Regions from separate parts of the Homo sapiens genome. Here region 1 is linked to region 2. A link is an interaction called in ENCODE POLR2A ChIA-PET data of the cell type or tissue named here. Cell type or tissue: OCI-LY7. All regions are shown on one strand.

What was found. ChIA-PET counts read pairs that join two places held together with the same protein. Peaks named below come from ENCODE experiments on the same cell type or tissue, not always from the same donor. Only the 100,000 strongest peaks of a DNase experiment are listed, where the experiment ranks them.
Region 1: POLR2A ChIA-PET joins it to region 2 with 12 read pairs; 2 of 35 experiments call an interaction of 5 or more read pairs at or near these places.

Annotation. Positions count from the first base shown.
Region 1 is chr20:38,774,991-38,779,990 of GRCh38, forward strand. It overlaps LOC124904902 (a long non-coding RNA gene), which reads left to right and starts at 4,508. Exons shown (of 2, transcript XR_007067584.1): 1 at 4,508-4,962. RefSeq lists an enhancer at 4,508-5,000. In OCI-LY7, no CTCF peak of the experiment used is centred here; no DNase peak of the experiment used is centred here.
Region 2 is chr20:38,470,213-38,475,212 of GRCh38, forward strand. RALGAPB (Ral GTPase activating protein non-catalytic subunit beta) reads left to right here and starts at 2,631. Exons shown (of 30, transcript NM_020336.4): 1 at 2,631-2,857. RefSeq lists an enhancer at 2,352-2,421 and a silencer at 2,712-2,911. In OCI-LY7, a CTCF peak has its summit at 2,356; a DNase peak (open chromatin) is centred at 2,519; H3K4me3 peaks cover 2,181 bases.

The sequences.
Region 1 (5,000 bases), 300 kb after region 2:
CATGCCTGTGATCCCAGCACTTTGGGAGGCTGAGGCAGGCAGATCACTTGAGGCCAGGAGTTTGAGACCAGCCTGGCCAACATGGCAAAGCCCCATCTCTACTAAAAATACAAAACTTAGCTGGGCTTGGTGGTGCACACTTGTAATCCCAGCTACTTGGGAGGCTGAGCCATGAGAATTGCTTGAACCCAAGAGGCCAGGGTTGCAGTGAGCCAAGATCGCACCACTGCACTCCAGCCTGGGCAACAGAGCAAGACTGTCTCAAAAAAAAAAAAAGTCTTCTCAGCCTCCATGCAGGCTTACACAAGAAAGGGAAATTAGATGGTGTCAGACTTTTTAACAGCACTAATACTAGGAAGTTAAATAAGTTGAATAATTAGAAAACAAAAATGATAAATTTGAAGAAGGATGGCAACATTTTTAAACTACTAGAAAACCTAATTAATGTAGAAAGCACAAATGCATGTAATAAATAAGGTACTAGTCATCAAAAGAAGAAATAGGTTGGGCTCAGTGACACACACCTGTAATCCTAGCGCTTTGGGAGGCCGAGGCAGGAAGATCACTTGAGTCTGGGAGTTTGAGACCAGCCTGGACAACATAGGGAGACTCCACCTGTACAAAAAAATTTAAAAATCAGCTGGGTGTGGTGTTGCATGTCTGTGGTTCCAGCTGCTCAGGAGGCTGAGGTGGGAGGATTGCTGCAGTGAGCCATAAATGTGTCACTGCACTCCAGCCCGGCCAACAAAGTGAGACCCTGTCTCAAATAAATAATCATCTATTTTTCACACACTCTGGAAATACGTGAGAAAATCTAGCTGCAATTGTCAATTTTCTGCATTCAAGCCTTTAATTTTAAAAAAGTGAATTTTCTAGGAAAATAATTCACCAAAACTGACCTTAACAGAGATATATAAAGTTCAAACAGACTTTTTTTTTTTTCCATAGATGAACTCAAGAAAATTGCCACAGAGCTGCCCCCCTCCCTCCAAAAAACTCCAGGTCCAGTTGAGTTTAATAGCTATTAGCCTTAAACACTAGATACTTCCAGTGTTCCTTAAACTTTACCAGAGCATAGGAAAAAAAAATTAAATGATTTTTATGTAGTGAGTATAATGTTGCTATCAAAATCCAGTAGGTTGTACACACACACACAAAACAATCTTGCTTAAAAATATCAATGGAGAAAACAAATTATTTGCAATTGAAATCCACCAACACGTTAAAAAATAACATCATGGCCGGGTGCAGTGGCTCATGCCTGTAATCCCAGCACTTTGGCAGGCCCAGGCTGGCAAATCACGAGGTCCAGAGATCAAGACCATCCTGGCCAACATGGTGAAACCCCGTCTCTACTAAAAATACAAAAATTAGCTGGGCGTGATGGCACATGCCTGTAGTCCCAGCTGCTTGGGAGGCTGAGGCAGGAGAATTGCTTGAACCCGGAAGGCGGAGGTTGCAGTGAGCTGAGATCGCACCACTGCACTGCAGCCTGGCGACAGAGCAAGACGCTGTCTCAAAACAAAACGAAACAAACAAAAACATCGCGACCAAATGGGTTTTATTCCAGGAAATGCAAATGTATGTGTCAAACACCAAAATCTCAGTGGCTTAACACCAAGTATATTTCTTATGCTGCATGTTCAGTAAATACCAGTATGGTGGAGTGTGGGGAGGGGGTGATGCATTGCTGTGGATAATTAATTACTCCACACCATCTTATGATCCTTCCTTCTCAACGCAAAGCAAGGAAAGAGAACATCAAGCGTTAAGTCCTGGCTCCCAAATGTGCCACCCAGAACATATCCACCACGAGTACTCAAATTTCACTGGCCAAAGCAGGTCATTTAGCCATGTTTAATTTCTTAGTATTTCATTTTTAGTTATTTAGTATTTCTATTTATTTATGACTGTATGCCCTTGTGTGTGTGTGTGTGTGTGTGTGTGTGTGTGTGTATGGTGGTGGTTCTAGGAATTACAATATATATCCTTAAAATATTACACTCTGGGGGGTCGCAGGCAAAAAAAAATTACAGTCTGCCATTAATTAATTCTACAATACTTCACATACAATGTCAGAATGCTACCATAACAGTATAACTCTGTTTCCCCTCGGTTGGTCTTTTGTGGTATTGTCATGTATTTTATCTACTATTATGTTGTGAATCCCATAACAGTATGAATTTTTTTTATGTAGTAGTCTTCTAGAGAAATGTAAAAAGATGGTCTTGGTTGGGTGTGGTGGCTCACCCCTGTGATCCCAGCACTTTGGGAGGCCAAGATGAGAGGACTGCTTGAGCTCAGGAGTTCAAGACCAACCTGGGTAACATAGCAAGACCCTGTCTCTATTAAAAAACAAACAAATGCCTGGCGTGGTGGCTCATGCCTGTAATCCCAGCACTTTGGGAGGCTGAGGCGGGCGGATCATGAGGTCAAGAAATCAAGACCATCCTGGCCAACATGGTGAAACCCCATCTCTACTAAAAATACAAAAATTAGCTGAGTGTGGTGGCACATGCCTATAGTCCCAGCTACTGAGGAGGCTGAGACAGGAGAATCTCTTGAACCCAGGAGGTGGAGGTTGCAGTGAGCCGAGATCGTGTCACTGCACTCCAGCCTGGTGACGGAGCGAGACTCCATCTAAAAAAAAAAAAAAAAAAAAAAAAAAAAAAACAAACTCTTAGCTGATGGTGGTGGTGCACGCCTGTAGTCCCAGCTACTCGGGAGGCTGAAGCGGGAGAATTGCTTGAACCTGGGAGGTCAAGGCTGCAGTGAGCCATGATTGCGCCACTGCACTCCAGCCTGGGTGACAGAGGAGCAAGACCCTGTCTCAAAAAAAAAAAAAGAAAAAAAAAGATGGTCTTCAGCACTAACCTGCAAGTTGGCCCTTTCCAGTACAGGAGAGTAGGGATGGAGGGAGGTCATTTCCTTGACGCTAGTCTCTCAGCTTGGACATTCCTCTGAGGAATGCTTAACAGGATGAGGGAGGGGGCTTCGCCTCTGGCCAGTGCCCAGCTTAAGTAGCCTTTTGGAAAAGTTCCAGAGGACATGGAGTGGGGTGGGGTTCTGCAGGCAGCCATTCCTCAGTCTACACAACCCTCTGGTTCCACAAGAATTGGGAGATGAATTTGGCTGCCTGCACTTCCCAGCCTGCATCAGTTTTTTAAATTTTTATTTATTTATTTTTTTTTTAGATGGAGTCTCGCTCTGTCACCTAGGCTGGAGTGCAGTGGTGTGATCTTGGCTCACTGCAACCTCTACCTCCTGGGTTCAAGCGATTCTCCTGCCTCAGCCTCCCGAGTAGCTTGGACTACAGGCGTGTGCCACCATGCCTGGCTAGTTTTTTGTATTTTTAGTAGAGACGGAGTTTCACCATGTTAGCCAGGATGGTCTTGATCTCCTGACCTCGTGATCCACCTGCCTCAGCCTCCCAAAGTGCTGGGATTACAGGCGTGAGCCACCGCGCCCGGCCTGCATCAGGTTTTGATGAGCACGTGGCCAGGAGTAGGGTAGTGCTGTCCAGCCGATCCCCTGCCCGGGGAACCTCCTGTGGATTGCCTGGCATTGAGGTTGATCGTATGCCCTAGCCAGGACAAATTTCTGGAAACCCTTTTGCTTTAGTCATGGGGGCAGGGCTTTACCCACTGATACTCCCCAGCTTGCAATGCTTCAGCAATAATCTGGACTGGGTTTCATCACAAGTGGTGTTAAGTCTCCAAGGCTTTACATTTGGACTATTAATAACCGTGCCCTGGTTATCAATAGAAAGGGGCACTCCAAGAGTGTGAACTAGGTCCTCGTGTTGATGGTGATTCTGCCAGCCTTTGCTACAGGCATTCCTTTAGCCATTCAGAGAAGATACACTCAAATGCTACAGTATACTCTAAGATATGAATAAAATGGACCAGGATATTTTCAGAAGGCCCCAAAGGAGAGGATGACTTGCCCTCATTTTCTTGACAACTTTTCTCACATCTGGGCCTGTGCAATAAGAAAGCTCTTACAAAACTGCTGAGACACACTGGGAAATCCAGGGTATACCGATCACATCCAGCCAGTTCTGGCACTCCTTGGTGTGTGCCAAGCTAGGGGCTATGGGAACAGGGTGAGTGGGTAGATCCTTTGATGCCACTCCAAAGCTTTCTGGGGAGCACCAAAATGACAGGAATGCAAAATCTCTGAAGGCTCTTTTCTGAATTCCAAGCTGACTCTGCAGAAGGGCCAAACTTAAAGAAGCGGCCCAGGCTGAGCGCAGTGGCTCACACCTGTAATCCTAGCACTTTGGGAGGCTGAGGTGGGTGGATCGTCTGAGGTCAGGAGTTCGAGACCAGCCTGATCAACATGGTGAAATCCCATCTCTACTAAAAAATACAAAAATTAGCCGGGCATGGTGGTGGGTGCCTGTAATTCCAGCTACTTTGGAGGCTGAGGCAGGAGAATCGCTTGAACCTGCGGGGGAGGAGGTTGCAGCGAGCTGAGATCACGTTACTTCACTCCAGCCCGTTTATAAGAGCGAAACTCCGTCTTGGGAGGCGGGGGGGGGGGGCATGTGGGAAGAAGCCACCCGAGGAGCCTGGTAGGGTGATGAAAGTGAGAGCAGAGGTGTAGCTCAGGGCCGTGCAGCACCTCGGCTTTGGCTCTTTGCAGGCTGTAGAAGCAGAATCGTAAGACTTCTCCTGGCTTGTTTCTTTCCATTTCTCGATTTGACTCCTCAGCCTGCTCTTCTGGCTCCCTGCTGTCTAATGGAATTCCAGAGCTTGACCTTGAGAATGCAGATTCTCCCGATTGACAACTTCTAGAGAAGGGAATCTCAGAAAGACAAAGGAGATGTTCCTTCTTCCGCTGCAAGAGTGGAAAAGCAGACACTCTCCTGAGAGCCTCATAAAGCTGGTGAAAGCCTGTTCTGATAAAGCACCCAGGAGATCATTCCTTCCGCCCCCTGCTCCCAGGACAGGCACTTAGGTGAGAATGTGTGACTCATCCAGTTCTGATACCTGCTG
Region 2 (5,000 bases):
ACCATGGGATGGATCATATAGATTGGTATGGCATCTCCCAGAATGATGCTTTCAGGGTAAATAAAACAAAAAAGACTGGTGTAGTGATCTTTGGAAAAAAGTCTGTCACAAAAGCTTATACCGCTGCTCCTCTTTTTTCCAATTCTGTGCCTTTCCAAACACACTATACACAATGATATTTTGACATTACAGTTCAGATGAAGACATTCCCCAGTTTAGTCGATGTTTCTAGTTAGAGATCATGCCGTGGAACAAATTTGAATTGTGCACTATGTTTGGAGATCCAAAATGTTTTACTATGTGTAGCATCTCATGTGTCTCTTAAGTTTATTGTACATGTGTGCTTTTCTCAAATGTTTCAAAGTGTTCTAATGTTTAGTCTTTAATTTTCCCTCAAGGTATATGTGCGTATGTGTGTTTTATTTTTATGTTTGTTTAAGTGAAGACTTCAAAAGTTTTAAAAAATTAGCAAAGAGTGCAGAAAAAACATATCTTTTATGCCAGGCACAGTGATGTGTGCCTTTAGTTCCAGCTACTTGGGAGGCTGAGGCAGGTGGATCGCTTGGGCCTGGGAGTTTGAAGCCAGCCTGGGCAACATAGCGAGGCCCTGTGTCTTAAAAAAACAAACCATCATTTAGAGAACCACTCACTTGCATCTCTCCTCCACCAACTTGCACCTAATATTAAATCTTGTCTTTCTGTCCAGAGCAGTAAGTCTTACTGCCTTACATGTTATGTAAAAACCATATTTTAAGCAAAATTATTTGTTTGTATAATTTTCTGTTGCATCAATATATTTTTTCTGTTAAAAATATTTAGGTGCCTTAGGCTGGAATTGAACACAATTTTGCCCATTTTAATTAATGGGAAAAATTTAACAGCTTTCCACTTAGAAGCAGAATTTCAGGAATGAATTGAAACCACTAGAAGGGTGATAGCTGTATTTTCATCATCTCCCCAAGGGCTTTGGGACAGCTTTCCCATCCTCTGTGCCTGTCACTTTTCCAATTCCCATCACCCGTTGTTCTTCCAGTTAGTCACCCCTCCCTTGTCTGTTACAGGGGTTCAGTATTAATTGTGTTAGAATGCATCTGGTTGCAAGTAACATAAAACTCAACAAACTCTGGTATATATAAGATCCCTCATCCCGATAAGACAGGAAGGTAGTACAGGGTTTGTGTAGCTGCTTGAGTATGACTTAAACAAACAGGCTCCTGTCTTTCTGCTCCACCTTCCTCAGCACAGCCCTCCTCATGGCCTCTAGGCTGCTGTGCTCCCAGGTGTTACCCAGTTCCAAGCATGAAGCAGGGGAAAAGTGAAGGACACAAACTTCTCCAAGGGAAGAAGGAAGGGAAGGTCTCCTTTGATACTTCTGCCTACATCTCAGTGGCCAGGACTTTGTCTCACTGCCACCCTTAGCAGCAAAGAAAGTTGAGAGTTGTGTGCTTTGCTTTTCAGCCCCTGTAGTATAGAAAGGCAAGGGAGTGGTTGAAATAGATCTTGAGTTAGCCAACTACATAATTTGTCACACTGTGTTTAATTGAAATGTATTGCTTGGATCCAGTGTCCTGGACATAGCCTCGTTCCTGTCCTAGCACATTCTTACCCTCCTTTTCCCTCTTCCTTCCTGTAGCTATTTTTCTGGGGGGTGAGGTGTGGTCTTGAGGAAACACTCTTCAGTTTTACCCTTTCTGTGAGGATACTAGTTCCCTTATCACTCATTCCTCCATAGTCTCTTCTAACTGAGGTGAGGAGTCAGAATCTTCTTTGCTCCCTTCTGCTTTTCAGACAACCGTGCCTTCACCTCTACTCAACACCCTGACCCCTCCTCCCTCTCTCAATACCCAAGGTCAGTCTCAAGGCCAGGTCCTCCGTGAAGAATTCCACCATCCCTCCCTCCTCTTCTTTCTCAGTCCAAGTTTCCTCCTTTAGATTCTCAAAGCACTTAAGCTGTACCTCTCCAATGGTATTATTTTCTTCGTTGAAGTGAAAGCAAATTATTGAAAGTGGTACTGTTTACAAAATGTCTAGCGCATGGCAGGTGCTCGAAGTAGTATCTCTTAGTATTATTACTACTGTCTTATCTCGATCAGATTCAGCTCTTTAATGAGAGGCTCTAAATCTTATGTTCGATTCACCTTTGTAACCCACACCGGGCCTGGAATAGAGCACTGTTCATAATTAATGCTGTGCCCGTGTAATAAGACGGCGGCGAGCAAAGGGCATCATTTCAGAGGAAGAGTGCTGTAATGGTGGGATGGGAGAAATTCCTAGAACCTAGGTGGGAGCCAGAATCTTGCAGAGAAGCCCCTTATCCGTCTGCACCGAAAGCAGGTAGAGTGGATGCCGTAAGATTCCTAAGGACGCAGGTAGAGCGCCTCCTCTGTGCCGCGATGAGGTAGGTGCATCCGTCACTTCACTCCTCCCTCTCCACTTGATCCGGAATGGGAGGAACGCAATGCGTCCCGCGCGGCGATCTGGGATAGCTGCGCAGGCGCAGCTTCCGGCTCTGTGTCTCGGGAATTATTTGACGCCACCGGTTCAGCCCCGTAGAAAGCTCTGATTAGGCGCACCGCGCACGCGCAGTGGCCCACTTGGCTGGGGAGTTATTTGACGCCGCCGCCCCTGGCAGTCGGAAGTTGCCTGAGCAGATCCCAGCCGGCTGGCTCGAGTGGCCTTCGTCGTCCCTTGGCGCCCTGGGAGAGTCGCTGACGGGTGGACTGACGGACCGCCTGAGGACGGCCGGCCAGGGCGGTGAAAGCGCCAGCCCTATGGCGCGGGTCGCGTGAGGCGGAAGGCCGAGGACGGCCGGCGGCGGCGCCCGCCCCGGCGATGCGGGCCCCGCCCGTCGCCTCAGGTAACCGGGCAGCCGGCCCCGCCGCGGCCGGACCCTCCCCTCTCCTTCCCTCTCTTCCCCACCTGGCGGTCAAGGGACGGCTGAGGCTTGTTTCTCGGCTCTGGGTGCTCCAGGGGCCCGGCCTTTGGAAGCTCATCTGCAAATTTTTGGGAGACCCACGGGGGCGGGGAAAGCTTGGCCCTGGAGTGGGCGGCTGCTGTCGAGTCTGTGTAAACCCGGTCTAATCCTTGGGAGCTACCCCGGCCAGGCGAAGCTCTCTCCTGGCAACCTGGGGGAGGGGGCGGGTCTGGAGCGGAGCTAGACAACTCCCGCAAAGAATTTGGTCCAGCAGAAAGGTTAGGCAAGTTGCTGCCGCCCAGTGGGGACGATGCTGCCCATTGCACAGTGACACTTTGATGAGGGAGAGTTGATGATGGGAGTAAACAGCTAACCCCCATTAAGCGCTTCTTATCCGCCAGGCATCATGCCAGGCCATTACGTTCTCCACGTCTAACTTCACAGCAACCCTGTGAGGTAGGATTGTTGTCCCCATTTTACTGACGAGGCAACTGAGTCCCTGGGTGGTTGGGTGACTTAATTACCCAAGGTCACATAGCTAGTAATTTGAACCGGAGCATCCGACCCAAGTGCTTAACAATTAGGGCAGTGGCTCTCCAACTTTGCTACACTGTAGAATCACCTGGGGGAAATTGTAAAGGTTTCTGATGCCCATGTGGCATCCCAGACCAAAACAATCAGAATGTCTGGAGTTGAAAGCCAGACTTCAATATTTTTTTTTTAAAGATGCCCAAGTGATTCCAGCTTGCAGCAAAGTTTGGGAACCGCATGTAATTTGATAATTCTGCATCTCAAAAAGCATCTCTCTTTCTCCAGCTTAAGTGTGCAGGAGAATTGTCTGGGAGCTTGTTAAACTTGCAGGTTCCACCCGCAGAGATCTTTAGGTTGACTGACCACTACACCTTGTGAAAGACTGTTAGGGATGGAATTCTCTGCAGGGATTCTGAGTCATCTGGAACATTTAAAATGTATGCATCTTATGCAAACTGCTCGTTTGCAATTTTCCTAAATATACAGTACTTATAGGTGTAGCGTCTGTAACCTCTGGGTCGTTTTTACATATGCTGGAAGTCTGCCTAGACCATCCTCTGAACGTTCTGGCCATCCCACCCAAACGCACACACTTCTGCTCTCTCCTATATGCATATACACACCCTTTTCTTTTCTTTCTTTCTTTTTTTTAGACAGAGTCTTGCTCTGTTGCCCAGGCTGGAATGCAGTGGCATGATCTTGGCTCACTGCAACTTCCGCCTCCTGAGCTCAAGCAGTCCTCCCACCTCAGCCTCTCAAGTAGCTGGGACTACCACGCTTGGCTAATTTTTGAATTTTTTTTGTAGAGATGGGGTTTCTCCATGTTGCCCAGGCTGGTCTCAAACTCCTGGGCTGAAGCAGTCCACCCACTATGGTCTGCCATAGTGGTGGGATTACAGATGCGAGCCACTGTGCCAGGCCTACATACCCTTTTCTTCCTGTCTCTGGCTGCATTAGCTTTAAGCATTCCCTTCAAGATACCTCTGTCCCTGACCCCTACCCACCTTGAGTCCTTCCAATTTGCTCTTTAGGAACATCGTAGTGAAACTTATCAGTTATTTTTCTGAGTTGTAGTTCTATCCCTACTTCTAGATTATGAGAAGCTTTAGGGCAGGGACTATGTTTTCTTCATCTCTGTATTCCTTCCAGTGCTTTGACATACAGACTCACAAAGCTTTTACTCAGTGGAATGTTTGGGTCCTTTTATGTCATAGATAGATCATGTTGCGAACAGATTCTTCTCTATTTCCATTTTTGTAAAAGATGTTTGGTAGTTCCCAGCTTATAGAGTTTTGTTCTTTTTGCTTAGGAGTGAGTATTCTAGTTATGTTCAGCAATTTGTCCAGCAGTTGAACACACACATTGAGTTCTTACCAATTGCAAGGCACTCTGTAACTAACCATGTGCAATCAACATTGTTTGATTTTTAATGTCTGATTCTATCACAATCGGACGCAATCATGTCTGTAGGGAAAGTCTTTTTATTACTGTTAGACCTTTGCATGTGTTCCCTACTTCATTGTCCAAAAAAGTGTTTAGTTGTCATCCACTAAAT